Regions from separate parts of the Homo sapiens genome. Here regions 1, 2 and 3 are each linked to region 4. The links are chromatin loops, found by intact Hi-C in ENCODE. Cell type or tissue: B cell. All regions are shown on one strand. Region 1 holds the start of LOC107985186 (a long non-coding RNA gene). Region 2 overlaps LOC105372058 (a long non-coding RNA gene). Region 3 overlaps LOC105372058 (a long non-coding RNA gene). Region 4 has its middle 31 kb from the start of KLHL14.

Region 1 (8,000 bases), 120 kb before region 4:
GTAACAGCCATCATGGAAAAACTTATAGAGGTTTCTCAAAAAATTGAAAACAGAACTACCATATGCCAGCAATCCTACTTCTGGAGACATATCCAAACACAATGAAATTAGTATCTCAAAGAGATATCTGCATGCCTATGTTCATTGCAGCATTATTCACAACAGCCAAGATATGAAATCAACTGAAGTATACATCAATGGATGAATGGATAAAGACAATGTGAGATATGGATGTAGATATATAACGGAATGTTATTCAGCCAGAAGAAAGAAGATAATCCTGCCATTTGCAACAATATGGCTAAACCCGAAGGACATAATGCTAAGTGAAATAAGCCAGACACAGGAAGATAAATACTGTGTGACCTCACTTATGTGTAGAATCTAAAAAAGTTGAATTCATAGAAACAGAGAGTGGAATGATGGTTGCCAGGGGCTGAGGGGTGGGAGAAATGGGGAGATGTTGGTCAAAGGGTACAAACTGTCAGTTATAAGATAAGCAAGTTCTGGGAATCTAACGTATAGCATAGGTGATGATTGATGTGTTAATTAATTTGATTGTAATAATCATCACACGATTCATACATATTTTAAATCATCACATTGTATACCTTGAATATAAACAATGTTTGCCAATAAATTTTTGAAGGCGAAAAAATAAAATTGAAGATAAAATATTTTTTAAAGTAAATAACTAAAAAACCAAAAACATAAGAGAACAAATGAATGAATGCTGTAATCATCCAGGATAAGGGGACAAATTGGACCTAATTATCAAATTAGAATAATTCAAGGAAGGTTTATTTACAAAGCACTGAATGCAAAGTCATGAGTAGGCTGTAGAGGAGCCATAAGGGATAGTGCAGAAATCCTGGGCCAATAGGAGTAGAGCTATTGCCACTCCTATACCTAAAGGATGAAGGAGGAAGAAGCATGAAGGTCCATTGATGTAATCTGTACAGGTCAGCTCCCAAGGCAGGGAGCGGGCAATAGAATGGTAGAGCGTAGATCTGGAGGAATAAGCAGAGAATATTCAGTGCAATCAGCTATGAGCCAGGTCCCAAAGCAATGAGCTCTGGAAAAGGAATAATTGCCAAAGGAGCAGGCTCAGCTTCAAGCCATAGAAGGAGAACCTAAATAATTTGGTATAATAGGTAGGAAAAAAGATGTTTCTCACATGGTGTTTTCTGGAGCACAAGCACATGAAAATGTTAATAGTATGACCCCCCCAAAAAGTATCTACTCTCAAGTTTACCAAAGACTGATTTTCCAGCGGGTCAACGGGACGGATTTGATAACCTTCCTTTGAAGGCAACAAGGAGGTGTCATTGACCAATGAAAAGAATTTATAAAAAGGACCTGCATTGGTGTACTATTGACTGGTCATTTTGAAACTATGAACAAAACAAGTTCTTAAAACCTAACTTCTTAAGTCAATGCCAAAATGAGAATTTTGAACTAAAAAAGAACAGAACATGAGCATCTACTGTACTAGTATCCAAAATCGAATAGTCCCCTCTGGGCAAATTTACTATTATGATCTCATAGCAGACAGGCCGTGGCCTCTAATCTCTCAGCTCATGCCTTTTTTCTTTTGCTCACGTTAGTCTGGTGATAAATGATATAGAATTTCTCAGAGAGAGAGAAAATTATGCCCAATATAAAAAGTGGTTGAAAAAAGCTGATTACAGAGTCATTAGCCCCTGTGGGCTCATTTTATTGCTATAAAGTCATCATTCAAGTAGACATATATTTAGCTTCTGCGGCCTTCATTTGTGGTAAGCAAAATAACCTCAGACAGAAAAAAAAAGGGAGCCTAAGTTCAAACTTCCTATTTTTAGTGATGTGACAGCCAATTTACTAAATTAGAAAAGCCCAGAGCAGAAGCAGAGAAATGTCATCAGCTTATGTTCCTTGTGTGTGCTGTGTGCTGCTGAGAGCACATCTGTGGACAGGCTTAATCCTAGGTCACATATTCTATGAGAGGCACTTAAAATCCAACACATGACCAGAAGGTACCAAGGACAGTGAGAAACTTACACATCTTGATATATGAGAAGTAGTTGAAGAGACGAGACATAGCCTGGTAAACAGAGGCCTATATGAAACACACAGTCTTTTTTATTCCATTTAAGGGCTGGATAAGGGAGGTAGATTTATTATCCAGCTAGATCCAGTAACATGTGGACAAACACTTTCAATTGGCAATGAAACATTTGTTCATCCATTTATTCATCCATTCAATAAATATTTATTGAGCAACTATAATTTGTCATTTATTGCGCTAGGTTCTCAAAGTTAAAGGAGAATTTATTAGCAAACACTGTGATTTTAAAAAATCACGAGCTCCTTATCACCGGTGGGTTTGTAGCAGATACTGGATGACTATCTGTGAGTGGTATTATAGAAGGGAGAACTTCCGTCTCCCTGCGAATCACACTCTCTGATTTTTTTTTTTTTTTTTTTTTTTTTTTGAGGCTGAGTCTCGCTCTGTCACCCAGGCTGGAGTGCAGTGGCGAGATCTCGGCTCACTGCAAGCTCTGCCTCCCGGGTTCACGCCATTCTTCTGCCTCAGCCTCCTAGTAGCTGGGACTACAAGGCGCCCGCCACCATGCTCAGCTAATTTTTTTTTCTTTTTCTTTTTTTTTTTTTTGTACTTTTGAGATGGGGTTTCACCACGTTAGCCAGGATGGTCTTGATCTCCTGTCCTCGTGATCTGCCTGCCTCTCTGATTTTAATGTGCACAAGAATCACCCGAAGCTTGTGCAATTGTACATCCTAATGCAATAGATCTGGGCTGAAGCCTCAGATTTTGCATTGCCAAGTTCTCAGGTGATTCAAATTCTGCTGCTCCATGGGCCACACTTTGATTAGCGAGACACAGATCACTGCCTCTCCAGTATTCTATGATTTTAGTGGGAATTCTGTGTCATCTCAGATGCCTTCTCTTGCCTTTCAGATAAAGAAACAAAATTAGAAGACATTTTCTTGTCATATATCCATCAGTAAAAGTGATAGAGCATGCAGCTGGCTTGGAGTCCAGCTCTGCATCCCACCTTCCTACTACAGTCAGATTAAACACATTCAGAATATAAACTGCAAACCATGGGAAAAGGATGTGCAGTAGTGCCCCTTATCCATAGTTTCACCTTCGTCTGTTACGGTAACCCGCAGTCAACTGCAGTCCAAAAATGTTGAATGAAAAAGTCCAGAAGCAAACAATTCGTATTTAAATCATATTTAAATTTAAAAATAATTCATTTTAAATTGTGCACCATTCTGAGCAGCGTGATGAAATCTCTTACACCATCCCACACAGGACATGAATCATCCCTTTGTCCAGCATATCCATGCTTTCTAGGCTACCCACCTATGAGTCACTTAGCAGCTGTCTTGGTTAACAGACCTACAGATCAAAGAAGAAAAGTGAGTACAGAACAATAAAATATTTTGAGAGCGAGGAGACCACAATCGTATAACTTTTATGATGGTAGATGGTAATCGTTATATTATTGATGTTAATCTCTTCCTGTGTCTAACTTATAAATTAAACTTTATCATAGGTATGTATGTATAGGAAAAAAAACATAGTATATATAGGGTTCTGTACTATCTGCACTTTCAGGCATCTGCTGGGTGTCTTTGCAAGTATCCCCCTTGGATAAGGGAAGACTACTCTACCAGTGTCCGGTCCACTCTCCAAGTCTGAGTTCATAGCTCCCCTCCTTGGGCTTCCCTCAGACCTAATCTCGTCTTCTATCAGCACTTTGCATACTGCTCACTATCCAGTACTGACTTTGTTTTGTTTGCCCCACAAATGTGACATTTGGTGCTTTTTTCCCAGGTTCAACCTTAGAGTATTACAGCAATGACCTTAGTACCTGCCCTATTAATTGTCCCACTGTAAGGACTCAGGTCTCTCAGTAAACATCTTTACCCTTCAGTTCAGAGTCAATCTCCCTGAAACTGTTTTCTGCCACAAGGGTCATCCTGTCTTGTGCGGGGATTAGGCAAATAGAGGGTGTTGCAATGAATTTGTCATCTCAGGGAACCCAGAATACTCTCAGGTTTCCAGAAATTATTAGAAAGGCAGAGTTCATCCAGGATAATTTCTAGATACTGTCTATCTTTCTTCTTTAAGTAAAAGCTAAAAGGAGAATGTTGATAGAACTGATATTAGAGATTCATCTGCTAATAATAGTTGCAATCTCCAGAAAAACTGGGATTCCATTTAGTTTACCTTCTGAGGTAACTAAATGTTTACAAGCATAGAGACGTATTCTATTTTACAGGCAAAAGTTCCAAATCTTCTCTATCAAAAATCCATTCTTAGGTGTTTCTGTACAGTTTTGATAAATTTGACTACTAATTAAGTAAATTGAAAAAAAGACAGCAAGAAGACATATAATCATTGGAAGAAACTGGAGAGGTTTGAGTAAGTATAAGCAAATTCTTGACCCATTTTAAACAATATCACTCAATTTTTGCAACACATATTCAAGTTTAGCAACAAAGAGAGGTGAGCTGTTCCATCTCATATTTATGTTCACCATCTATAAACTCCCATAGAGTTTCTATTGGAAATTGCCCCCACTAATAACTTGATGAATTCTATTAATTCTATTAATTTGCCACATATTAGACTTCCTTCCCAGAAAAATTATAAACTTCTTACAGACAGGAAATATGTTTTTTCTTTTGCATTCTCTTCAGTGCTGTGTACCTACTAGGGACTTAAAGAATGTTTGTTGTTTGATTATTGAAGTTAATATAAATATTTTACCGGCAAAAATAATATTATACCTGTTTTCTATTTGGTAAGGAGTGAATCTGTTGCAACTGGTGCTAAGGAGGCAGGGAAACTGTAAACATGGCAGAGATCTCTTGGACTACTGTTTTGAATTCTAGAAAGAAGGGCGGGGCAGATATTCTCGGGGGTAGATGTGTCAACCCCCTGCCATTAGAGGGAGTAAGAGCAGAAGGAAACTGAGCAGGCCTTTACTGTCTCTCATTTCACCACATTGCCCCTGGTGGCCCACTGCTTCAGAACTACCATGATATCTACCTGTACCTAAGAACAAAATGATGTGAGGACACCTTGTTGCTAAGATATTCAGCCAAAAAGACAGGTGTGTGTTGCATGGACCATGTTTGTGTGGTGATAATTTGAAATACTTCATAATGAACAGCCATATGACTTCCTTTTTCTCTTTCCAGATATAAAGTTGTGCCACTCTCTTTCCCATATTCCTCTTCTCTGGCTCCTCAGTCATCACTAAGAGGTCTCTGCCTCTGTCTGGGTCCTGGGCTCTGTGATGGCTAATTTTATGTTTTACCTTGGCTGGGCCCTGGTGCTCAGATATTTGGTCAAATGTCATCTGGTGTTTCTGTAAGAGTGTTTTTGGGTAAGACTTACATTTAAATCAGTGGCCTTTGAGTAAAGCAGATTTATCTCCATTTTGTACGTGGGCCTCATCCAATCAGATGAAAGTCTGAAAAGACCAAAGACTGGCCTTCCCAGAGCAAGAGGGAATTCTCCAGCAATTGGCCCTGAGACTTGAACTGCAACATCAGGTCTTTCCTGGATCTCCAGCCTGCAAGCCTACCATGGAGATTTAGGACGTGTTAGCCTCCATAATCACATGAGCCAATTCCTTAAAATAAATCTCTCTTTATATGTATATACACTTCCTGTTGGTTCTGTTTCTCTGGAGAACCCTGATGAATGCAGCTTCTTTCACTGTGATATTTGGAAGTTGATTCTTTCTCACATGGCCACAACAGTCACAAAACATTAAAAGAAAAACCATCCAATGGAGAAGACTCTGACATAAAATTTGCCTGTCCCCAGTTTCTGAAAAGACTTAAGCACAGTGCCAACGAAGGAAGCAGCTGAATAAACTGGAGTTTTCTGTTTCTCTGACAGTACACTTCTCAAGCAGGACTCGGTAGTACATGAGTTAAACTTCCGCTTCATCCATCTGCCAGGACATAAAGGCTGTTCTGTTAAAGTTGGTAAGAAACGAAAGAGTGAAAGGAAAGACAGTTCAGTTGATAAGAGTGTCATGGAAAATAGCTGACGCTCTGTAAGTAAAGAAGATGGAACTGAAAAAGTGTGCAACAGCAATCAAATGTATCAGATCTTAACTACTACCTGAAAACAGGCATGACAGAAGCTGCAGCACTGGCATAGGAAAGCTAGAAGTTCATCAATGACTCTCTCTTACAGCATCCTATTCAAGTTTTTTTAACTTGATTTTTGTCCAGCACTAAATAGAAAGATCTGGAAGAGTAGTGTTTGTTCATGTTTACAGGCTGTCAAAGCAATCATTTTTCCGGGTGATCATACTCTCAAAAACCTTTTTTTCTCCCTTCAGGTAAAGATTATGATTGACTATAAAATAGCAATAGAGAAAAGATCAAATTCCAACCACTCCTTTTTTTCAATAAGAAAACTTGAGATTTCCTCTACCAAAATTGAAGTCTCCCCATAGTTTTTTTTTTAGTAGATCTTAGACTTTTGTCAGCAAGCCTATTCACAGTTTCAGAAACCATGAAATCCTTAGTCTTCCTACTGCTAAACTTTGAATTCATTTGTAGTTCAACACATCTGTTATTTTCTCCAGGCAGAAAAAAAAGGAAACCCACTGAAAACTCTGATTTATACTCCCAAGTGTCCTTAAATTCATCCTAATACCTCTCCTTCCCCACACCCTTTTTTTAAGTTTGTCTCACAAACAGTGATAAGCCCAAGGTTACATATTATACACAGTTTTCAAATCAATATTACCTTATATCACATTGCTGAGCAGTTTAGGGCTTTGCGGCTAGCTACCATGACAATAGATGCACAGCCTGGAACCAGTTTTAGTTAATTAGAGTCAATCAATCCAAACTTTGCTAACTTACTCATGTGAAACAATAGTATAATGAACCAAAGTCGGCAAGATGATTGGGAAACACAAATTATTACACCCTGATAAATTAAATGTGACTATTACAAAACCTTCTTTCTAAATGAATACTCAGGGAGGAAATATATGGGTATTTAATATAATTAAGAATCCAGGGAAAGTAAACTTAAAGCAGCTATTAAAGCTCCTCCTTTTTCTTTTTTAAGAAAGAAAATCACTCAGAGGTTGTCGAATGGGAAGATCTTGTGGCAACTTTATGAGTATTCATTTGGGAAAATATCTTCCAGTAGAACCCATGTGATCTGTAGGTGAAACAGAGGGAAAACAGGACATGCACTCTTGTGGGCTCTGGAACCATAGTGAGATGGGCATGCTAAGCTGGGGAAAGAATAAAATGAGAAGAGGTGGATGGGCTTGAGCTCCTGTGTTTGTGTGCATGCAGTGTCCAGAGCATGGGTTTATGTGACTAAGATGTCAACACTTTTGATCATTGTACAAAATTGAATAAAAGCATTTCCCCTGAATTCTGGAAAATCTGACATGCTCTATCTATTATTGGTATTTGTGGCACACATGCCTAGAGTTCAAGGCCTACGCAGACTAAGTAAAATAATTAGCCATTTAAAACAAAACCCAAGATTTACTCTCCCATGAGCCAAATTTAGCTGTTGTTTTAGCCCAAGATAACCTATGAATCCTATCAGAACTATTACTTTAAGTTAAAAAACTACGTTGATTGAACACAGTTAAATGGGAGATAAGGAAGCTCTCGCAGTGCATATTGACGTGAAGGTATAAGGCGTCCTATTTAGGAAATGAGTGATGGGAAGGGAAAAGGGTTTGGATAAGAAGCAGAGTGGGGTGGAGAAAGGAAGTTTGAAAAAATGCAGAAGGTTGAGCTTTAAAACAAGATTCTTATGCACCAGCTTAGGCTAAGGTCAGTTTTCTTATTTGCTCTTGGCAGTGAAACATGTTGCATAAAATAGCTTTGCAAGAGGCAGTGTTGAAAGAGCTCTGATGACCTGGATGGGGGTCCTCTTCCAGCCAGTCCCACCTGGCCTCTGTTTTTTTAACTGGGTGCTGAGA
Region 2 (8,000 bases), 64 kb before region 4:
ACAGTTCACTGCAGCCTTGAACTCCTAGGCTCAAGCAATTCTCCCACATCAGCCTCCTGAGTAGAAAATACCAATATTTTAAGTTCTAGTAAAGCTTTGAAAATTCCAAAGAGACAGAACATGTGGCTAGCATATTCTTTCCTACTAGCCCCCACTCTTTCTCTCCTGTTTCCTTCCCTCTTCTCTGCCCCACAGTTTTGACTCTTCTTTATTAACTACTCAGCCTTTCCCTAATCTTTAAGGAAGTACTGATTCTAGATCATGCCCAACAAATGCTACCGCCAGCATGCCTATAGAGAGAGGAACTGGCATCTCCAAGGAGACAGAAAGAAGGGGACAAAATAAATAAGTGTCCAGAAGATGAACGTGCAACAGCTGAGGATGTGAATGCCAATGAGGGGTTGAGAAGGACTTTTCTCTTCCTGCCTCCTCCCCTCACCTCAACACTGTCCCCCTTATAGAACCCATCAAAAGCCGTCAGAAAAAGAGAAGAAAGGGACAAGTAAAACATCTGGCAGTTCCCATGAGCAGGGAGGTGGGACCGCTTGGAGTCACAGTGGGCCTTCCTCTTCATGGCGTGGGGCTGTCACAGACCTGCCACAGACAAAGCTGAGACTGCTTCCATACCCGAGAAGGTGGTAAGCTTTATAGAGGTGGGCTCTGCATGTTTAGCATATCAGCACATCCTCTATGTTGAGTTTCATAGTGTTCAGGAATATGGGTTGGAATGTCTTTGGGCCCAGGAAGCATAGGGATGTGGCAGGTACCTGCAAGGGCAATGGCTCCAGGACAATAGGTGAGAAGACACAGTCACTCCCATTGTTTCACGGGGCTCTGGAAAATCTGCACTCAGATTCAGACCATGGCTTGGACTCACATCTAGTGGATTGCCCCACGTCTTCATTATATGCCCAGCACATAATACATCACATTACCAGCAACAACAGCCCCCCAAAAGCATCACAGTATGAAAGTGGAAAAGCATTTTTTAGGCTTTTACTACTTAGAAGTGCTTGCTCCAGACCAGGATTAACATGGATTACTGGGCGGAGTGGGAACGTGTGTGTGAGAGTGACTGCTTCATGTAAGAGAAGTAAGGGGCTGTAAGAGCGTTCTTTTTGCCAGCACTAAATTCTCCCCCAGCGGCTTACTCACTGCACCTGCTAGGTCTCCAGCATGGTCTCTCGGGGTTCCTTAACCCTGAGTGCCATTAGAAGCAAGTAGGGAGCTTATAAAATGAAAACAAAAACAAAAAACAGATGCCTGTGCCCCGCTACAAACCAACTGGATATCAAGATCCCTGGGAATCTGGTCCAGGCATTATTTTGCCCCCTTAAATGCCTCCAAAGTGATTTTAACATGCCGCCAGGGTGGAGAGCCCCTCATAATCTCAAGAACAAATCCTGAGTGGTACAACTGCTGATGAGTAATCAGGAGCAGACTGATTTCTGTTTCGACAGCAATTGGAAACACTGGCTGCAACATCACTCTTCTAACAGCAAACTCCAAACTACCACAGCAAGACTCCAAAGTACCTTGGCCAGCAATTCACATCAAAACCCATGTAATGGCCACCTATGCCTTCTCTTCTCCTGGAGTAAGCAAAGACAGGGCTTCTAAGGAACAGAGATGTAAGGGATGCTTTCACTCTGAAACAAAAGAATGAACATACTCATGAGACATCTCCCTGATTTTTTTATAAACACAGAAAGCAATTACTTAGTTTCTATCTAAGAAAAAACTTTTTCATCAGTCAGGATGCCAAGCTTGGCTCCACAACTTAGGCTGTGACATGGACATGAGACATGGCCTCTCAGAATTGATTTCCTGGCCTCTAAAGGTGGCACAGGGATACCCACCTACAGGTACAGTGCAGTGACTTAGGGTGCAAAGTTGAGATCTTTGCCCTACTTCAGTACAAACCTAAGATAAAATTAAGGCTAACACCTCGCCTCAAGAAACCTCCAATTTCAATAGAAACCAACAAAAATTAATGAAATATGTAAGCCAACCAAAAAGTCATTGACTTTCACTTAATTGCCAAAATGATTGCAGAAACAATATTTGGTGAGTGAATTCAGAGAAGGATGAGTACAACTCATTTCAGGCTCCTAACAATGTGAGAACATTTGCAGAGAAGGATGGATTGGCTGAGTTCTAAAGATTAGACAGGATTTGGGTTTGCTGAGAAGAGAGAGGAGGGCTTTACTGTTAAAGGAACCCTAAGAATCAATGCAAAGGGCTATTATTGAGTAAAAGACCTATTTTCCTCTGTTCATTCTTTATTCCCTGATAAATTATTCTGGAACAGCCTCCTCTCAGCTGCATGTTCTCTTCCTTCAACAAAATCCGATGTCTTGCCATATTCTTCTTCACATCACTGTTCTTTTTACTTGGCCTACCTGGGTCACCCCTAAAGCGAACCAGCCAGGCCTCAGTATATGGCAATGGTTTGTGTGAGAAGCAATCAGATGGTGTTGTTCTTTGCCCCTCAAGGGCAGTTTCAGGCACTTCTTTTGGGAGGAGGTGTCATGCCCATGCCTTTGTACTCCAGATCACTGTCTTAGCACAGGGGATTTCAGCCCTTTGTAATTTCCTACGTACCCTCAGCAGCCAACAGTGGCATGCCGCTTCACAAAACAGTGATGGTGATCCATCTCTTGAATTTGTAATCCCTCTATATTTTGTCACTGATTGTGAAGAGCTTTGTGATGCAAAATATACAATATAAAATGATTTGGGAATGAATACAGCTTTTGCACTCGCCTGAGGATTTCTTTCTTCTAGCCCTTCCTTCTTCCTCATTTTATACAGATGAGAAACTAAAAACTGGAGCAAGACCTTCCCTTTTTTGTATTCTAGCAGCTTAGAATAAAGTAAACAAAGCCCACCTCTCAGTCAGGCCAAACCTAGACACTCCCTTTCCAAGGGTCGAAGGTGATAAAACTCAAGGTGTGCTTTGCAGAGCCAAGAACTTCTCTCCTTGAAATGTCAACCCCTGTGCACAACAAGGAAATTTTAGCCCATTATGTTTCTGATTCATTTGCACTTAACTCATCAAGATATTGTTTTGTATGAGCTGTTTGATGTCTGAAGCACCTCATGAGCCTTTTTACGACCCTTTTATTTGAGAAGCTGGGAATTATGCCTAGCCAAGAATAAACAGAACTCAAAGCTTCGAACTCAGCTCAAAACATAGAACCCTTACTTAGGCAATGGCTAAATAGTCTGCTCTTTCTGAGTTTTGCCGTGTTTAATTGGAAAAAGACTCAGAGGAGTATAAGACAAGGAAAAACCAACAATGATTTGAAAATGCTTTGCTTCAGTCCTGGTAGATGCTGTCATTTGGTCTATATTAATTAGCATGGAAAAATATATCATCTTTTGGATCCAGCCTGTTTGTGAAAGCTATAAACATAAGACTATTTTGAAGTGAGAGACAGTGATAAGCAGATTTCATTTTGTTGTTGTTTCCTGAGCAGCGGTTCTTAATCAGATGAATGAACTTGTTTGTACTAGTTAACTTTGCTGGAGTTTAGGAGTTGTATTTAAAACAGATTTTATCCTACAGTGATATTAATTTGATAGGATCCCTGATCTGTAAACCATTGGTTATCTTGGTCTCTCCTGATAAGGAAAAAAAGTGCCGAGGATTTCCAGTTGGTGAGCACATTTGGGCAGAATCTTTCACACGTCACAAATTGCAGATGGGAGGCAGTGATCTCGAACATGCAGTCACATTGCGTGACCATCTGACACCTTCCATTTAGAAAAATAATACTTTCCTCCCAGCATACGCTCCCTGCTGCAACCAGCACCAAAAATTATGCCTGGGAGAGCCGTTCCTCCTAGACCAGGGTCTTAAATATTTCTTAGGCGCCTTTTAAAAGATTCATACTGCAGCAGCACCTAGCTCACACCCTAGTCACCTATAGAAAAATCCCAAAAAGGCAGCTTCTCAATGATGCTGCTGATAACAAAAACATCCACAAAGAACAAAAGGGGTGGGGGTGGGGGAACTGGAAGGAGACAGGAAAATTACACTAGACGCAGTTGTAAGGTGATTTATTCTTGTCTTCTGTGTGATTCGAGCATATTCACGTTAAAGTCAACGGACTTCTTTGTCGGCTCATTTCTAAGCTGCTTCACAGTGGCATAGAATTTCGCAGTCCCCAGGAGGGGGACCGGAGTCCCTGGGATTGTATATAACTTGCTCATCCACCAGTGTTCTGCACTAACCCATGCTCATTTAAGACAAGGAAGAGCATCTCTGCCTCGCCTCCTCTCCTGTACATTTAATGACCCCTGGCAACAGCAACGGCAGTGATTTCCAGCAGACATGTTCAAGCGGAGAGATTTTTAACCAGAAATTCAGAATTCTGATAGCATGTCCAAATGGGCAAAGCTTATTTGCTGTTTAACAAAAGCCATGGCAAATTCGTATCCAATCTCTATACATACGTACACACACATACAAACACACACACACATAAGGTTGCATGACACTGTGTGCACATGCACAAACACACGTACACAAAATGTGACTGACTTTCCCTGTTTCTTTGTCCCAGAGTGAAACTAAACACACTTCTGTGACCTGCTAGGTTGTCAATATCCACCTTAAAAGAATGAAGAGGGCCTGAATAGCTGCGGTCCTAGGAGAACAGACTCAAAACTGTTTCCTTAGAATCCTTTGCGGATATGGGGTAGGGGGAAGGGGTGTTTTCTCCATGATCATAGAACAGAGGTGGTTAAAACACTCAACCACCTGCTTTTAAAAAATATATTACCTTCTTCTCATTTTCACACTGCCCTAGGTTTCGGGGGACTTCCCAATAGCAGCACGTGAATAATTTTAGGGTTGTATATATCAGGATCTCATCGCAATGTTAAAAAAAGAAAGAACCTTTTTTAAAAATAAAAAACAATGTGGCATTTACAGGATTGACACCCTATTCTCTTTTCTTATAGAAAAGAAGTGCAGACGGCTTGATAATTCCTCTAATAATAACACAATCCTTTCCTTTCATAAGGAAGGGAAACTGCTTGAAAAGCTGCCACATCAGAAGGGTAGGCAAGAGGGTTTGTTCTCAAGAAAGCTTGAGTGTCAACTCCAGTAGGAATTCACTTATTTTCCTGAAGCTCTTTAAAAACATCAGAGCAATAGTCATTTGTAAAATCAACTCCACTTCTTTACCTATGGGACAAGAACAGCAAGGGGAGGACTTTAAAAAGAAAAAAAAATGAACAAGAACATGCTGCTTTGACCAGGGTTGCTCCAAAAGCATTCATCGCTCTCTAGGTATTTGTGCAAATATTTTAGTCTGTTGTTGTTTTCTCCAGATCTTTGACTGATAAGACCTATAAGGATAATACCTTTTGTCTTATGAGCTGTCTCTTTCTGTCTCTGTATCTACATGTACATGAATATTAAAATATACATATATATGTTTGTGGACATGCAAGAAATTTAATCAGGCTATCATGTGAAATATCAAATTATAAAGCTTCCTCCTAGTACAAGCTGTCCATAGGATCCACACATGCCATGCTTTGGTAATAGGGTTGAATAGTGCTTACCTGCCCAATGGTTTCTTTAGGTATCACTTATAGGTGTAACCCCAATCCACTTATCTCCCAGATACCTATTCATCTTTATACCATAACTTTAACCTCATCACTAACTCAATGACAAGGTACATTGTATTACCCAGATAAACTAAGCAAATGAAATGCCTGATTCCTAAAAGCTCCAGATTATTAAGGAAGTAACAGCTTGGGCCTGAACTATTGTCTGTGTTGTCCAGATAACAGCTAATTTGATATTGAGCTTGGGAGATCTATTATAACTGGGAAATAATCATGAAAACTTATGATTATTGAGCAGTTTTCATAGGCCACACATGGTTTTAAATAATTTTAATGTGTTTAAGGAAGGCACTATTATCTACCTTAATTTACACATAGAAATGAAGTAATTACTCAAGATAGCATGGCTAATGAGAAGTAGGGTCACTATCTGAACACTGGCAGACCAACTCTACTCCCCATACTCTCCATCTCTACGTAATGTAAGCTGCTTCCTTGTGACTTTTGCTTTAGGGATCCTCAGCTTTCAGTACCTGGAAGGGCTGCCTTTCCAGGTACAATTCTAATCAGAAGTAAACGACATGGGACAGCAGATATTTCTTACACTAGTTGGAGGGAGGTGGCAGTATATTTGGGCTAGATTAAAAACTATTACCTTAATGAGAAAAGCATGTTGTGCTGAGAATGATAGAGCAGAAGAATGGAAGAAATCTTGGTTCTAATGGCATCACTCACCCAAATCTGAAGGCTCTCACTCTCTGAGTATCTAGATATGAGACAAAATAAGTGTCCTTATTATCACTCCGATTTTTTTGTTGTGTTGTACTATTGAACTATTAAATGTGAAGTTGTACAGCCCATTGAATACTAGAGAAAATACATTAGCATCATCAATGTAATATTTGTTAATTCCCCCATAAAGAGGTGTCAATATTTTTGCCTAGTCGTGTTAAGTGGTAAAAGAAGTTATATATCAGAGATTTTAACCACAAGAAAAAATAAAATATGAAATAAATGTTAATGGGTACATTTATAGTTAGAAAACTTAATGCTATCCTTAGATTCACTATGTTATGTGTATCCTAAACTATAAAATTTGGTTTGTGTGACTCAAAATTCATCAAAATATTCCAGCAATAAATCTTGAGAAGAGGAGTAGAAAAAAGTAACATTTATACAGGAATTACTATTGGATGCATTTGCTAAATCAGAGATGAAATATCTTAACCAATCTGTAATGTCTTTCTCAAAATTAAAAAAGATAACTAATGTAGACTAAAAAAAGAAATGTAGACTAATTACTTGTCAAATTTTATTTTTAATTGCAACCCTTTTGTGGTAGCTTTTACAACAGACCCATACAACATTCTTTAGCCTTCTCTTTAATTTCTTCAAAGACAGTCAAGCACAAATCTCTTAGTATTAAATTGAATAGATGGCAAACAGAAACTTTGGCTGGATACTTTGCTGCTTCTTCTGTGGTAAGAAAAGGGAACATTCACTAGCATTCATTCAACAAATATGTATATAGAGTGCCTACTATGTGACAGACGCTGATCTAGGGACACAACAGTAAATGCAACAAAAAAACTGCCTGCCCTTTGGAGCACACATTCTAGTGGAAGGAATGCAGACAATTATCAAACAAAAATAAGTAACAGAAGTGACATAATGAGTGATATAAAGGAAAATAAAGTGGAAAGGGATGGAGAGTTTGTGATTTTAGATGGTCATGAGCAATGGCACATAGATAATGACCTGAGGGAGGTCAGGTGTCAAGCCTTGTGAATGGCTAAGAAAAGGGTATTCCCAGTAGAAGGAAAGAGCAAATGCAAAGGCCCTGAGGCCATAGCATACATGACATTTTCAAGAATCAGCAAGGAGGCCACTGGAGCAGAATGAGCAAGGGAGAGAGCTGGTAGCTGGAAGTGAGGTCCTTGAAAAAAGGGGGAGAAACTGGGGAGGGCAACCCTCAAAGTCTTTTGAGATAAACTTGACTCTGACTCTTAGTGTGTTTGCACAAAAACACACACTTTCTGAGTCAGTATTCTGCTCCCCTCTCAACTATCAACTACATATAACTAATCAACTAAATACAAATTCTTAGCTAAAAATTTTGTGCCATTCCTTTTCACATATCATCTTCATGTAGAGCTCTAGTTTGAAAAGGTTTTTATATGCTTTATCTCAAGTGGGCCACGGTTAACATCCATATTTTACATGCAAGAAAACTAAGTCTCAGAGGCACTGTTTTAGTATGTGTGTGCTGCTATAACAAAATACCTGAGCCTGGGTAATTTATAAACAATATAAATTTATTTCCTCACAGCCTGGAGGCTGGGAAGTCCAAGATTAAGACACCTGTAGGTTCCATTATCTGGTGAGGGATGCATCCTCTGGAGAGAGAACTC
Region 3 (8,000 bases), 81 kb before region 4:
ATCTCCGATTTTATTCCACTAGCCAACCCAAAGAACAATAAAATAGTTTCTTAAAGGAGCACACACACTAGTGAGATTCCTGATTCTACCAGCCTGCAAATTATTTGAAGGTAATGTAACTCAGGTAAAATAATCTTTTCTGCCTACTTCTAACAAATATGCTCTACTTCAACTCTTAGAAAAATCTGGACATGGGGACTGGAGGAAATTAAATACACACTCAAGTGTACAATTAAGTACACTTGTTTTTAATGGATGGGTAGAAAAGGGACGAAGACATGTTATGACAGCTGCATTTCAGGGATAGTTACCTAAAACTTGGTGGATCACAAGAAAAATTCCCTTCTCCTTGTAGCCAGACACTGTAATGGGGTACTTTATTTTATCTTTTTATTTGTATAAATGTGTGGGTTACTAGTGCCATTTTGTTACAGGCATAGATTGGGTAGTGGTCAAGTCAAGGTTTTTAGAGTACCCATTTCCTGAATACCATACCTTGTACCCACTAAGTCATTTCTCATCATCCACCCACCTCTCACCTCCTCACCCTGCTAAGCTTCCATTTTCTATCAGTCTACTCTGTATGTCCATGTGTACACATTTTTTTTAGCATTGAATAGGGTATTTTATGGAGACTTAAAAAGATATAGAAAGTCCAGCATACCTCTAGGAACGTATTTTTTTTTTCCTGGTACCCTGGATATCCCTGAAAAATCATCAATCTAGGTCATAATATTTTTAGTTGTTTATTATTCATGAAACAATGCTATGTATTTATAATTTTACATAACACCTTTGTTGGATAAAGTTCAAAGAGCCTAAACAGTTTATGGGCCTAGCATCTTAGGGCAGTAAGGGAAACAGACATGACCACCCCTCTTTGAAAGGCAGGGGCCACTGCTAAATCAGAAACCTGAAATCCAGACCTTTGCTACCTGCCCTTGAACTGAAAGTAAGCATATACCCCAGGGTAATTATTTACTTTTATTTTCCCTCTCAAAAGTCCCAGTTTAAACAATAAATAATATGGTCACCCTTTCCAGAGCCTATTGCAGTTTGACCACCAAGGTTTTCCTCCTGTGCCACTCTGAAAACTGCTGATGGCCAAGTTCTGTAATGCTGCTGAGGTATCCACCCCCTCGCTAGAATGGACCTCTTTGCTTCAGGACTATTCCCACTGCTTAACAAATGCACATTATTACCCCTAATAAACTTCCCGAGACTTGTCAGCTTTTATGGAGTGATAAAGCCTTTCTTTGAAACACCTACCTTGCCTTTTAGTTAGGAGCAAAAGAAAACATGTTCCCCTGGTAAACACATCTCCTCTAAGATGGCAAACGAGAAACTGCCCCTGCTTCCCCCTCCCCCACCTATATTTTTTTTTTTTTACCCTTGCAGCATTTAGAAAACTCTGTCCAAGAATATTACTCTATGAAGAAAAAAAAAACATCATTTCAAAATTATTAAAATCTCTGTGGGAATTCATGATTAATTTTAAGGCCTGGCAGATTAAAATACATTATTATGTACACTCTAGTGCATCCTTTCAGATATTTTCAGAATCTGATTTTGCTCTCTTGATACACACCAATGACTCTACATGTATCTAGTAGATTGCAAGGAATAGATTAGCATTAAAGAGGCAGTATTGTGTTGTTAGGTTGTTATATGTAACTTGTGCTCATACATTAAGAAAAATGTACCTGGCATTCCCCCGGACATGACCAGGCCTCTTAAAAAAAGAGAGTGAGTGAGAGCATGGTGACTACTTGGTGACAATACAGTTGTGGCAGCAGTTCTGAAATTCTGACCTTTGGGGTATTCACTGATGTTTTTATCCAGTTCCCAGGCAGAAGACGAACCACAGCGGCCTGCCAGAAAATGGAATACAGGCATTTATTTTCAGAAGCTATCAAATTTTCTACTTCCTAATCGGTAAAGAGCTGTCCTTTTGGCTTTTTTTTTTTTTTTTCCAAGGAAGTCACAATTGCAGCTGCAGAGACAGGGATAAACCTACAGCTTCTTTTTCTTTGTTGAAGACAAAGAGTAAAATCAATGAAAAGCAAATCAACAAAAACCTGTATAAACCTTACCATGTTTCACTTTGAGGAGTCCAAATACAATGACAAGGAAACTAGCTTGCCTCTTCCTCCAGGATATGACACTTCCACTCTTGATGACCTTCCTCTGTTTATAACCTTGAATAAGTAGCATGATTCTTGGTATTTAGATGGGTATCTGCCATTCAAGAGTGAAGCTGCCCACTTCCACATAAGATATTCTGTGACATGATTTTATTGTTAACAAATATTACTCATAGAAACAAAAATAGAGGATTCTGACCCAGTTAAGGGCTCTGTAGAGCTTTTGGCATAATAATAGATAAGAGTGGTTTTTTTGACTGAGCACGGTGGCTCATGCCTGTAATCCCAGCACTTTGCGAGGCTGAGGCAGACAGATCACCTGAGGTCAGGAGTTTGAGACCAGCCTGGCCAACATGGCAAAACCCCGTCTCTACTAAAAAATACAAAAATTAGCTGGGGATGGAGGCACACACCTGTAATTCCAGCTACTCCGGAGGCTGAGGCAGGAGAATCACTTGAACCTGGGAGGCGGAGGTTGCAGTGAGCTGAGATTGCACCACTGCACTCCAGCCTGGGCAACAGAGTGACACTCCATCTCAAAAGAAAAGAAAAAAAAAGATGAGTGCTTTTTTATCTCAAAGCTAATACATGACAATATATACATAACACTAATTTACATTTTTCCCTTTAGATGATGGAACCAAATGCACACAAGAGTTGACCTTAAACTACAAGACGAAGTGGGCAAATCAGATGTTGCGGTTCTCCTGTTTACCTACTCCAATTTCCCTTGCCAGATACTTGCTCTAATTACCTTCCTTCTCCACTTGCAATTTTACAAAATATTTGTGTTTTTAAAAAATCCTTCATGTGGGGCTGGGCGCGGTGGCTCATGCCTGTAATCCCAACACTTTGGGAGGCCGAGGCAGGAAGATCACCTGAGGCCAGGAGTTCGAGACCAGCCTGGCTAACATGGTGAAACCTGTCTCTACTGAAAATACAAAAATTAGCTGGCTGTGGTGGCATACCATGTAATCCCAGCTACTCAGGAGGGTGAGGCAGGAAAACCACTGGAGCCTGGGAGGCGATTGAGCTGAGATTGCACCATTGCACTCCAGCCTGGGTAGCAGAGCAAGACTCCATCTAAAAAAAAAAAAAAAAAAAAAAAAAACAAAACTTTTCATGCGTGGATCTGCTCCCAACATGTTGACGTTTACTAGATGCTATCAGATTAATCCTATTTCAATATGGGGTACCTTCCCTTCCCCTCAACTTTCTCTACAGCTTCCCACTCTCGCTCTCCCTTGTCCATCCATTCCACCACTATTTGCCCGCTTTCAATTGCTGGTCTTGCTCAAACTTTTTCTTTACTGTTCTTTTGTCCTCTCCCTCTTCATTTGTTTTATACTTAGCCTAGACAGTTTACAAGTGAAAGAGATAAAAGAAGAAGGGGCTATTCAGAGAAAAGAGGCCTAAATACTGCAGAGGCCCTGCTTGTGTTTACTGCTGGTGTGTTGTGATCCTCCCCTCACTGGATTTTCCTATTTTAATGGCCTTCCAGAAAAAAAATAGTGTGTGTGGGGCCTGGGGAATTAGTGTACTTATTAAGGGCTCCTGCAACCAATCATAGCCATTCCACTTTGAAATTATCATTATATATGTATGCATGTACACACTCTCACACACACAAACATTTTTGTTCCCTATTCTAAAACCCATTTCAGGCAGTTAGGTGTTCAACCTAGCATTCTGGGAAATTGACAATATGGAAGAAGATGCAGGGGTGATAGTGACCCCATCTAATTTCCAGTTTTCAAATAGCAGGCTTCATCTGCAGTTGGGCCTCCAGGTTGCCATTCAGCCCTGAAAGACCAAGAGTATCTTCTGGTTTTTTCATCCTGTCCTCTGAGATTTCACATTCACATACAATCCTTACAAATAACATATTAACATAGTTTCCATGTGATGTTTAAATAATTTTCAGCTATATTTAGAAGAAAAGATAGAATCTTAAGCAACTGACCCAATAGAGGAAAGGGTATCATGGCAGACGTATGACTGAGTTCTTTGAATAAGTGGGACCTTGTATCAGTCCATTCCTGCATTGCCATAAAGAAATAACTGAGATTGAGTAATTTATAAAGATGAGAGGTTTCATTGGCTCATGGTTCTGCAGGCTGTATAGGAAGCATAATGCCGGCATCCTCTTAGCTTCTTTGGAGGCCTCAGGAGACTTTCAATCATGGCAGAAGGCAACGGGGAAGCAGGCACATCTTACATGGTCAGAGCAGGAGCAAGAGACAGGGAGAGGGAGGTGCTACACACTTTTAAATAACCAGATCTTGTGAGAACTCTATCACGAGAACAGTACTAGGGGGTACGGTGCTAAACAATTCATGAGAAACTGCCCCCATGATCCAATCACCTCCCACCAGGCGCCCCCTCCCAGCATTGGGGATTACATGTCAACATAAGATTTGGGCAGGGACACAGATCCAAACCATATCAGACCTTGAGTAGACATCGCTTGAAATTTAACCAATGAGAAAATTGGCAGAAATAACTAACATCAGAGGTATTCATCAGGTCGTCTCAGCTTCACAAATCAGTTGAGATTAGAACCATCTCTCAAATTTGAAACAAGAATTCAGTGAGAAGTTCATTAGGCAACTTGCAATGCTGAGTAGAGAGGGGCTTTCCCTCCACCAGCCCCTGTGGGAACACAGGCTGTGGTAGAACAGCTCTCAAGGAGAAAATACCCTACTGCAGGGTGAGTCTAGGCTTGGGTAATAGCCCAGAAAGCAAGTGCAGAAGTGAGACTTTGCCTAAAGACAGGCCCTGCTCGATGCTAATCACTGACTATTCCAAAGCAAGAATAGACTTTCTAAGTTTCTGTTACAATGAAAAATGTAAAGAAGAAAGTTTTATTGCCTTTACATAAAATAAATTATCAATAAATATTTGATGGTATTTAATAAATGCACATGTATGAATATGTATACATAGAGATGATAGGTAGATGCATAGACAAACATATAGATAAATTAAAGTAAATGTGTGTGTGGTGTGTGTATGAGAGAGATTGAGAAAGAGAGGAACAGAGAACGAAAGTTTTCAATTCATGGTAGTATCACTCCTTTCCATCCCATCCATAATCTTCACCTCCAGAAGGATCACATATAAACCATGTAAAATTAAAATTAAAATAGGATAATCAAATTTAATACAATAACAATACACTTACATACACATACAATACACTTACAATAAACTTATGATCATTTTTACAAAATAATGGGACAACATGATATAAGGGAAGAAGCAAGCACAGTTTCTGAAAGTTAAACAGACCTGAGTTTACATTCTCTCTCTACCACTTGCTTACTACATGACTTGGGGCAAATTACTCAGCCTTCCTGAGACTTAGTTTCCACATCTGACAAACTAGAATAAAACTTATTTTTCATGGTTACTGTGAAATTTAACACATATTACTATAAATATCTAGCATACCAGGGTTTCAATGCATTTTAGCTGGCTTCCATTTCCTTCATTTGTTGATGGCATACAGCACAATAGAGGGTCTCCCTGAAAGAATAGGGGAAGAGGACAGGTTCCAGCTGCAGAAGTTAAATGAAGTCTAGAGCCAGAAGGGCTAATCCTGGGCCCACAGGCAAGGAAAATATTAGGAAATAAATTTTGAAAAGACCAAGAGTTCCACCAGCCATAGGAGTTCGTCTGAGGTGAGCAGTACACATTGCTGGATCCAGCATCCATGCCAGCCATGACTGAGCAAAAAGACTTCAAGGTTTTGTCCCAGGAGATAAGGTCAAAAGAGCCAATCTGCAAAGATCTACCAAGTACTACATGTTAACCATGTACACTTTCCCAAGTTCTTTAAATAAGTGAATACTGACCATATACCAAGGAAAAAATGCAGTCTTTATCCTGGTTTTACAGGTAAGAAGACAGAGGCATAAAGAGGCTAAATAATTCAACTAAAGTTACCGGCCCAGTAAGTTGAGGAGCCGGGATTCAAATCCAAGTAGCCTGGTTCTAGAATCTGTTCTCTTAGCCACTGGTGAATGGTTTTGAATGCTGGAGTCTAGTGTTTGTTTGTTTTTAATGAGACTATATGTAAAGAAGAGAGAAAGATAGAGCAGGTTTATTCTAACCTCAGGACTAGTAGTAATAGTGATAACAACCACTGCACATTACTTGAAATGTACCAGATGCTGGTGCTGAGCACTTTACATATCACTGAATCCTCTCAACAACCCATGCTCTACTCACTACAACTCTCCACTTATTTTTGTTGAGGGAACTGAGCTCATAAAAGTTAAAGGTATCAGCATTAAATGAGATATATCTATGTCTTCATATTTCCTGGTTTGAGTTGTTTCAGCACCTGACTTGAGACAGTTGGTGTATTGGTGGCAGACCCCATTATCTGAAGAGCCAAGAGAAGACTGTTGAAACTGAGAGGGGACAAAATTACTGGGGACAGCCATGATTGCTGTGTTGCCCTTCCTTCTTGTGGCAGGTTCACTCACCAGGAACTCCTCAAATCATACAGTCAAGTGCCTGTGAGATGCCATGATGGATTAGGCCACTCACCTAACTTCAGGGCATCCCTGAACACACATGCAGTCACACACACTCACTCACACACACACACACACCTCCTTCACTATTGGCCCCTAACTCTTATGATTTAAATTCAGTAATATAATGTAGGACTAAAGTGGAGGGCAACAATTTTGGTCCCCTATTTGCCATAGAGTGTCACTTTTCACAGTAGCATTAGATAATAGATAATAGTTCATGCAATAGGCTCAGGCCATGATGAGTTTAAGTTCAAATATATTAAGATTTCAACTTATGGTCAGGGATAAAACCCTACCTTGATTTTCTAAAACATCACAGTGGAAGGGACACCAAATTCTAATTGTCCTACAATATTAATTCCCCTTTGTATTGGAGGCGGCTTAGCCAGCAGATTCGGGCAGACCTCTGAGTAGGAAAAAGAAGAAGAAAGAAGTAATCACTGGTGCATGAATTGAGGGAACTCAGCCATTTATAAAAGGATTCCATAGTCAACATGTAAAAGGGTTTCTTTGTAAATTTCCCACTCATTTTTTTTTCCTTCCCTTGATGCAAGATTTTTTCATTTTAAATAGTGGGGAAGCTGTAGAAAAGAATTATTAAAATCAAGAAGAAAGTAAATAAAGCGAAAAGCAATTCATTTGGTCATTGCCTAAAGAATTGTAAGTGAGGTGTCTATAACTCAACATCTTGTGCTGAAGAATTTCTTAATTAATTCCTTCTTTGATTAAGCAAATATTTACTAAGAAGGTACAAAGATAGGAATAGGAGATACAGTGTAAACAAAATGAGATGATGTCTTTGGCTTTATAGAGTTTTTATTTTACTGATAGAGAACACCAATAAACAAGTATATGTTCAAACAAACATATTCATAAATATTAAGAAGGAAAGTAACAGAAATGGGAATAACACCCTAGAACTATATTAAACTGGTAGCTGGAGTAGAAAACAGATTGAAACAAAAACATAAAAAAGCAGATATTACCATCCAATTAAATATATTTTTAACAAGTATTCAACACTGCACTAGGCATGAATACATTCCTGTTTTTGATTGCTACACAGCCTGGATGGGAAAATAGAAAGAAAGATGGATACGTCATTGCAATACCCTGCAACAACTGCTCCAATGGAGGTGCCATGGTGGGGAAGAGGATGGATGGGTTGAGTAATTAAAGTCTTCAACAGAGGGGGCTTTAGAGCCAATCCCTGAAGGATGAGCAAAAAACTCAACAATTGATAATGAGTTTGTAAAGACCCTTGGAATAATGTGGTAAAAAGATACACATATCTGCTAAGGAGATTATT
Region 4 (8,000 bases):
AAAAAGAGTCACGGTTCCTGATAATGGACAGTATAGTCTACAAGAAAAGCATCTGTCCCCATTTTCTTTTGTCCTCATTTTTCAAATAGAGACTTTACTGAGCTTTTGTACTCTTAGTTCAGCATTGCAAACACACTGATTTCTTCCTTGTCAGCCTGTACATGAAAATTAAGTCAACATATATATGAGATAGGTGGTTCTTGCCAAAAAGTAACTGCAGTATATGATATGAGATTGTTACCTAAAGTCCTTGCCAAGGTTTTGTGTTATTGAAACCTGAAAGTTCACTTAATCAGAAGTACTTCTTGGTAGAGCAACATGGGTCAGTAGGTGAAGCAATGGCATGGAAAGGACTCTGGGAACATGAATTTTAATTTGGTTCTGCCACTGACTGTGACCTTGATCAAGTCCTCAGACTTGTATCTCAGTTTCCCTGTGGTAGAAGCAGGAGGACACTTACGGCAACATTGGTTGAGTGTTGCCATGCTGTTTCCTTCACACCTGGAGACGACAAGTTAGCACCCCAATATCTGTTTTGTGTATGCTGAAACTGAGCTACTAAAAAAAAATCTAAGCATATTTTTAGATTCATATAGTGAATTAAAAGCCACCCAAAAGTTAGAACTGAGGATCTCTGACTCTCTATTCTCTTAATAAAATGTTTGGCAGTGTTTAATATGAATTCGGGTTTTAGTGCTTCAATCCCCATCTCCTTGCTACTACTGTCTTTCACAGATTGGCTCTATTCTCATTGTTTCCCATCCTGTAGTGAAAGAAATACATATATATATACACACACACATATATGCTGCCCTTTAAAGCCATATTTTTGCCATATCATTTAAGGATGACACAGCTAAGTGAAACAAAACATGTGTCGAGGCCCTACTATGAGCCAGACACTGTGCTAGGCACAAAAGGCATACAACAATATAGTTAATCAGAGCTCATAGTCATTGAGGGTTTACTACATGCCATGTTCTTTGTGTGGATTTTCCTTTTTATTCTCAAAGCAACTCCTATGGGGTGACAAACAGCAAGTCCACTTTACTTGGACTTGCTGTTTGATGATAAAACTACTTCTCAGAGTGGTTAAACATCTTTCCCAAGATCACACAGCCAGTAAGTGGAGGAAGCTGAAATTTTACCCAGCTCTTCTGACTCCAGAGTCCATATTCTTAACTACTAACTTACTCTGCCTTCCAAAGATGAATACGATTAGATAGAACCTCCTGTGAAGAGGTTCATGGATGAATGGAGGAGAAAGATTCATAAATAACTGCTATGGAAGTACAGAGAAATGCGCAATTAAATTTGTGCAGAGCTGGAGCAAATGAATGTGTGAGAAGGTATTGCAAAGAAGGCAACATATGAATTTGAAGGAGAGAAATGAGGGATTAGAGATAGGCATTCCAGAGGCAACAGCGTGGGGCAGAAATACTGTAAATCTGTAAGATGTGTTGGGGAAGGAATTACGAGTAGCAGAGTGTGGCTTGAGCATAGTACATTGGCTCCTTCTTTCCTAGGCTTTCAGTGGCTGCAAGAACCTCACCACTCTGCCTTCCTAACACCTATGGAGCAGGGAGAAATTACAACTCCACATCAACCCCCTGGGAACATAAGCAGGTCTCTACAGCTCCACTATCCCCCAGCTTAAAGCATGAAATTTTGAGATAACCTCAGTTAATCTGTAGATGAAGTAATTTTCTCTAATCACGGAACCAGCACAGACTGATGGTAGCTTTCAGGACCATGGCCTCCTTGTCCCCCTTCATTTAAGTTGATCCCACACTCCACGTGACACCAACCTATAGACAACCCCAACAAATGAGTTAGGGTTCAGAAACGGGTGTGAAGAATGCTACTGAAGATCAGACAATGGCCTAAGTAGAAAGAATCAAAATGCAAGCATACATGGCAAAAAAAAAATCCATTCAAAAACTTTTCAAGAGCCTATAGTGATCCAGGCTCAGGTCTATGCTAGAAAGCAACAATATTCCCTCTATTTGATGTTATTTTAGCATTTAAATAAAGTGTAATGGAAGCACATTTTGAAGAGGGAAGAAAACTGACTTTTTTTCTTTATAATGGCATCCATTAGTTTCTGCCTCAACTTTCCACTTATAAGTGGAAGATTGGATTCATCTAATCCAAGTTAAAGTTTTGTCAATTACAACTCACAGGGAGTAGTTAAAATAGGAATTAAGGTAAAATATATTCTGGTCTATTCCACAGTTGAGCATCTACTTGGTCTAAGTCCTGACCTCTTACGTTGTTCCCACATACCTGAAAGAAAACATTATTCACTTGATTTACATATAGAAAATTCAAGGAGTCATATAGGAATTTATTTTTGCATGACTTGATGGTAGTGACAATGTAAAATATTTGCTCGGTGATAAGTCATACTTAGAATAAGATAGAGAAGGATTTAGACTTACCATCCCTAGACATCCAGTCTCCTGGTGTTTCAATCCATGTTACTAGATGGACACCTTTGAATGAAATCTTAGAAATATTTTCTATAGGAGTTTAAGTGTATTTTTACATGAGCTTGTGTTATTGCTGCCTATAAGGCCTAATCAACAAAACAAGCAAAGAAAAGATTGAGTGACTTGGTTTAAAAAAAATCAGTGGGGAGGCAGGTGCAGTGGCTCAGGCTTGTAATTCCAACACTTTGGGAGGCCAAGTAGAGAGGATAACCCGAGGCCAGGAGTTTAACACCAGACCGGGCAACATAGGGAAACCCTATCTCTACAAAAAATACAAAAATCAGCCTGGCATGGTGGTGCACACCTGTAGTCCCAGCTACTTGGGAGGCTAGGGCCAGACAGTTATGTAAGCCTGGAAGTTCGAGATTACAGTGAGCTATGATCGCACCACTCCAGCCTAGGAGACAGTAAGACTTTGTCTCGGGGAAAAAAAAAAAAATCAATGGAAATAGCCAAGCTGTTAACTTTACATGTTAAATAAATTAACATATTATTTGCATTCTGAAAGGGATTTTGGATAAAAATTCCTGAATAAAAAATCCGAGTTTATAATAATTATTGTGATAGTAGTAGTGTCTAAAATGAATAATTTTTCATCTATTATTCTTAAAAGTTGAGTATTTTGCACTCTGAGATATGTATCGTCATCCTCACTTTACACTTGAAGTAACTATGTCTTTGAGAGGTTAAGTGCCTTACCCAGGTTCATACAGCTTATAAGTAGCATTACACGGACTCAAACTCAAATCTACAAATACTAAAGAGTGAGCATCAGTACTATATTTTATTGCCTAAAAATAAAGTGGCAGATTTAATCCCTAGGGAATATATAAACTCAGAAATCCAGATTTGCAGACAGCTTGCAAATGCTATATTTTAATGTTCTCACAAAATACCCTTCATCTAATCCAAAAACTATCCACTTGTGGACTCAGACAGACATGGGCATCCCTGCAACCTGCTCTGGCCTTAGTTCAGAGCCATGTGAAGGGCTGAGAGCCTCAGGACCACTCAGCATCAAACTCATGTCTGCTGTTTACATCCTATGCTTGTTATTCAGATCTTTTGAATAGCTTCTAATCTCTTGTTGTTGAAGGGTTTTGACCTGGACTCGTGACCCCATGTTTCAAAAAAACTTTTTTTCGCCTCCTGACCTTGTAGTTTCCGCAATCCTAACCTCAGTATCTGATCCCTGATGCCTGTCTCCCTGGATTCTGGACCTCTTACTTGCTAATCTCTCCCTCAGCTGACCTCTCTGGAATTAATCAGTGATCCACCTGCCAGTACCTTTTATGCCTAACCAACAAACCCCCAGTCCTGGCCTCTTTGGCTTTATCTCTGGTCCATTGTCTCCCAAACCCTGTTAGAATATGCTTTGAAGAAATGGTCTGATTTTCAAAGATACAAAATCAGTTTGAAACTTTGTAATACATGACCCTCGAAAATAAGCCTAGATACAAACTCCCAAACTGAAGACATTTAGTATGCTGACTACTTGTCAACAGACCATAACATCAGTCATGAGTCAAAAGAGGAAGGTGAGCAGGAAGGGGGACAGATATCAAGGAGCCACTTGAATGATAAAGTATTTTCAAAAACACAATTATCTATGTCTGGCTTATCTATTCTACTAAATTATAATTCCTTAAAAGCAAAGACTTGAATTTTTTCCATTTTAGATTCCACGCAATGTCCGTATGGTGCCTGGTACTAGCTAGGCACCATATTATTGAATTAATGAATATAGCAATTGATTAGTGTTTAATGAATTGGCTACAGCCAATTGTTGTTCAGGCATATTTACAAAAAAAAATCTTTCAAGGTTTTTCTGGACAGATTAAAGTGAATTACAACTCAAGGGAAAAGTAAAAGAAAACAAAACACTCCACTCTCTAACATATATTTGAGAACAAATGGAAAATAACACTGGGACTTTGAAAATGAGGAGCATGGCCCTGAGGATTTCAAAATGGACTGCCTTCCTTCTGCTGGAACAACGGCACCACACAACTGAACAAACAGCCAAGGGGCCATGTTCTATCCTGCAGCCCCCACATGTTTGCATTAGTGAGGTAAGCAGCTCAAAGGGGAACTTAAAAGAAGACTTGTATTGTTCATGGAGCCTTTCAAGCGTAGTAAGGGTGGAATTCCATCTGTTCAGTTCAGTTTGGTTCACTGAGCTGGTTCACTCGTAATGGTTCACTGAGTTGTGACACCTAGTAGAAATTACAACCAATGTTTTTAAAAACCTTTATGTTATCATTTGTGAAACTGTGTGGCTTGATCACTTTAAAGTTTTCATCTCCTTGTGTTTTTGATCTGTTTCCAGGATACCTCTTTCCTGGTCTTTAAAAAAAAAAAAAGTGAAAAACTAGCACTGAAAATACCACTAAAAAGAGGAATATATTTGTTGAGCTCTGTTTTGCATACTGGCTTAATTTGTGCACGATTTCAGACAAACACAGAAGTTACAAAGCTTTCACTCCGGGTTTGCATTCACCTTGTCTCCCAACCATGAGCTCTTTATGCACAGAAAGAGCCATGAATGGCTAACACTCTTTGCAGCAGCTTAGCAGATACTCTGCCTTGAGGAACAGGTAGAATTCCACACTACTCGCTTGAATGACTCACTGAACAATACCAAGTTATTAAGTTTTTCAGGACCAAGATGGTGATGGGGGAGGGCACTCCATTTGACATCTGCCCAGTGGCATCTTACAAAAAGTCTCTGTGCTTGCACGGAACTTTGCAGGAGGCCAAGTACCGATCAGCAATGATTATGATCTCAGCCAGATAATCATTTTCACTTACCTGGAGGAGAAGAAACAAAGTGGTAAAATGTGACAATGATGTAAAGTGATGGATGGTTATTTGCAGTGCATTTTGCAAACAGCACATTGGGTATGATGAAGGAGGACCTTTGTATGAAGTTCAACAAATAACAAAAGACATTCCCACTATACTTTGAGTAACCTGCCTCAAAGGTGCCAGATCTATTTCTCACAGGGTGAAGGAAGCGTGCAACCTATTCAGAGAAAAAAAAAAAACAGAGAGAGGAATGCTTAAGAAGGTTTTCCACTGCATGCACTGGAGATCTGAAAAGAATGAAAGTAAATCTGTAAAGCAGAAATCTAAGGAAGAAGGAAATGCAGAAAGGCCGACCACATCAGGCACCTAGTCCAGTTGGTTATGCCATAATCATTGATACCATGGTATTTTTGTCTCATCTCGTATCATGTGCTTCAATTCACTCCAAAAAGTAGCTCCAGCATTTTCCTCTGACCATTGCTCAGTAATGAAGGAGTATGTAATGCAAACGCACGGACAATCTCTGGGTCTTAACAGTAAGAAGCTTCCTGTTGGAAATCTCATTGGGTTAGGTAAAAGGATCTTGATTTATTTGCCAATGAAGGATAGAAAACAATTCAAAATTATTTAAGTGATACTTTTGCCACTGCTTACTTCCTGTACATCTCTGGAATTATGATATTTATTCATCAGCTCAATTTACCATACTATCATCCTGAGACCGTTCCTTTGAACTGTGTCCTTGCCTTTCTTCAACATCCCTCCAGGTATCGTATCATCACGGCCACATCAAAGCAGGTAGGGTAACAAATGTTCACTGAATTAAAAAAAAAATCTGATGTGTGCTTTACTTTTCTAAGTTCTACTTGTATTGCAGGTGAAATTCCTTCCTCTGGATTTTTTGGCTGTTGCTTGTCGAATGTTTTCGTCCTGGCTGTGTCCATTTGCATTTGTCTCAGACTCTAACTCTCTTAACTATCCTCATCTTCCATCACAGTGACTGCATAGCTCATCTTCAACATTTAGTAAGATAGGTGAACAGTGTCATCACTATTAATATTGAGAGCATTTGATAGTCTTGGTCTTAATCCCTTTTAGCATATTTTCTCCTTTACTAATCTTTCTTTCTAAAGCTTCTCATTTTCAAGAGGTAAACTCTATTGATCAAATTAGTTCTTATCAGCTGAAAACTAGGTGACCTGTGAAGCAACTAGTAGATTAACTCTATCCTTTTTACTTTTCTTCTTTTAAAAGAAAAAAAAGTTATGAAATGCTTTGCATGTGAATTACACCAAGAAAGAGTAAGCACCAGAAAAAAATACTGTAATAACACCTGAATTTTTATTAAAATCTATAATAGGAGGAAATGTTTCTTTCCAGTAATGAATATAAAAATAAAAAAATAAAAACAACCTATATACTAAGAATAATAATAGTTACATGCTTCTGAGGACTCTCTGGAAAGTGTAGATTAGATATTTATGTGTCTGTGGGTTAAATCTTTGTTTGACTATTTCAGAAGCTAACCTGGGTGGCATGTAGAAAATCACAGCATGATTAAAGATTGCTGGCATGCTTTACAAAAAGAGAAGAAAAAAAAAAAGAGGAAGGTCAAGCCTCACTAACTTCTTGGAATTTCTAGAAGACACAACTGACCGTGGAGACCAGAAGAATAGAATGAACACTCTTATTCTTTGAATGTTTTGTTGTTGTTATTGTTGTTGTTGTTGTTAAGGAAGCTTTTTGATAGTGGTCTGTGTTAAATACTACAAAAAGTTTTAAAACAGGTAAGCTACTCCAAAGGGAAAGGTTAGAAAATGCCCAGATGTTTCCTGAAAAAATGGTTTCATTTGCTCACGCAAAAGGTATTGAATGTAAGAATGTATGTGCAAACTTCTCAAATAAAAAAAGAAAATAGGCACTTACTGGACACCTACTATGTTCTAGGGATGTCACATGCTCACTCTCATTGAATCTTCACTCAGCCCTGGAAGGTGGATATGATTGTCCTCATTTACTACATGAGGAAATTGATGGTCAATGAGATTAAGTAGATTGCCTCCAGTCACCCAGCTGGTAACTGAGTCGGGGAACAGGGATTCAAACTCAGGTCTAGCTGGCACCAACCTTTGTGCTCTTGCTGCTGCACCACATGGGCTTCTGGAGAAGCTAATGGTGGTGTCTCCAGCCCTTGAATTCTCCAGCTCTCCTCCTCCACAGGACAGCCTCTGTTTCTGAATCACCTTGAAATCACTGCCTTCCAGCAGCCTCTGCTTCCAGATACCTAACTAAGCAGATCCTGGTTTCTTCCTTCACATAAGGTACAAATGTTCTATTTCCACTTTGTAGGTATTTGGATTTCCCTGAAGTTTTCAGCCTTAAACTGAAGGGATTTTGTTCTAAGAGGAAATTCTGGCATCTACAGGGAATGAAGGGAAGAGAGGCTTTCCTGCTCCTTGTGACTTACTCCTGGCTCTGCACAAGACCCCTTCTGTGCATGTATAACTTTAAATATGTATGTGCAGTGTGCCATGCAGAGTTCAGGAACATCTTTTGGCTAACTAGCTGACATTTTGGCTCTTAATAAAAATGGACAGAGCCTGGGGGAGTCAATTACAAAAAGAGTACTGAGCTAGAAACTTGCTGGGAAGGAAGAGAAAAAAAAAAAAGAATATAGTGGCTAGAATTGAAGAAAAAGTG

Evidence for each region. A loop is a pair of places that touch in the nucleus more often than their neighbours do. Peaks named below come from ENCODE experiments on the same cell type or tissue, not always from the same donor. Only the 100,000 strongest peaks of a DNase experiment are listed, where the experiment ranks them.
Region 1: it touches region 4 in a loop (5-fold over the local background); 2 of 110 quality-filtered maps call a loop at or near these places.
Region 2: it touches region 4 in a loop (3-fold over the local background); 3 of 110 quality-filtered maps call a loop at or near these places.
Region 3: it touches region 4 in a loop (9-fold over the local background); 2 of 110 quality-filtered maps call a loop at or near these places.

What each region holds. Positions count from the first base shown.
Region 1 is chr18:32,916,995-32,924,994 of GRCh38, reverse strand. It overlaps LOC107985186 (a long non-coding RNA gene), which reads right to left and starts at 5,592. Exons shown (of 3, transcript XR_001753401.1): 1 at 5,417-5,592; 2 at 3,371-3,406. In B cell, CTCF peaks have their summits at 4,800 and 4,999; DNase peaks (open chromatin) are centred at 1,814, 5,004 and 6,034; H3K27ac peaks cover 1,061 bases.
Region 2 is chr18:32,864,342-32,872,341 of GRCh38, reverse strand. LOC105372058 (a long non-coding RNA gene) reads right to left here. Exons shown (of 10, transcript XR_935361.2): 3 at 6,245-6,355. Among named protein-coding and RNA genes, the nearest start is that of KLHL14, 95 kb to the right of the region's middle. In B cell, no CTCF peak of the experiment used is centred here; DNase peaks (open chromatin) are centred at 2,837, 3,701 and 4,811; H3K4me3 peaks cover 2,381 bases; H3K27ac peaks cover 4,432 bases.
Region 3 is chr18:32,881,573-32,889,572 of GRCh38, reverse strand. It overlaps LOC105372058 (a long non-coding RNA gene), which reads right to left. Exons shown (of 10, transcript XR_935361.2): 4 at 1,812-1,871. Among named protein-coding and RNA genes, the nearest start is that of KLHL14, 110 kb to the right of the region's middle. RefSeq lists an enhancer at 1,499-2,698. In B cell, no CTCF peak of the experiment used is centred here; DNase peaks (open chromatin) are centred at 4,832 and 7,108; H3K27ac peaks cover 4,164 bases.
Region 4 is chr18:32,800,341-32,808,340 of GRCh38, reverse strand. No RefSeq gene overlaps it. Among named protein-coding and RNA genes, the nearest start is that of KLHL14, 31 kb to the right of the region's middle. In B cell, no CTCF peak of the experiment used is centred here; DNase peaks (open chromatin) are centred at 3,420, 3,990 and 4,630; H3K4me3 peaks cover 1,419 bases; H3K27ac peaks cover 3,310 bases.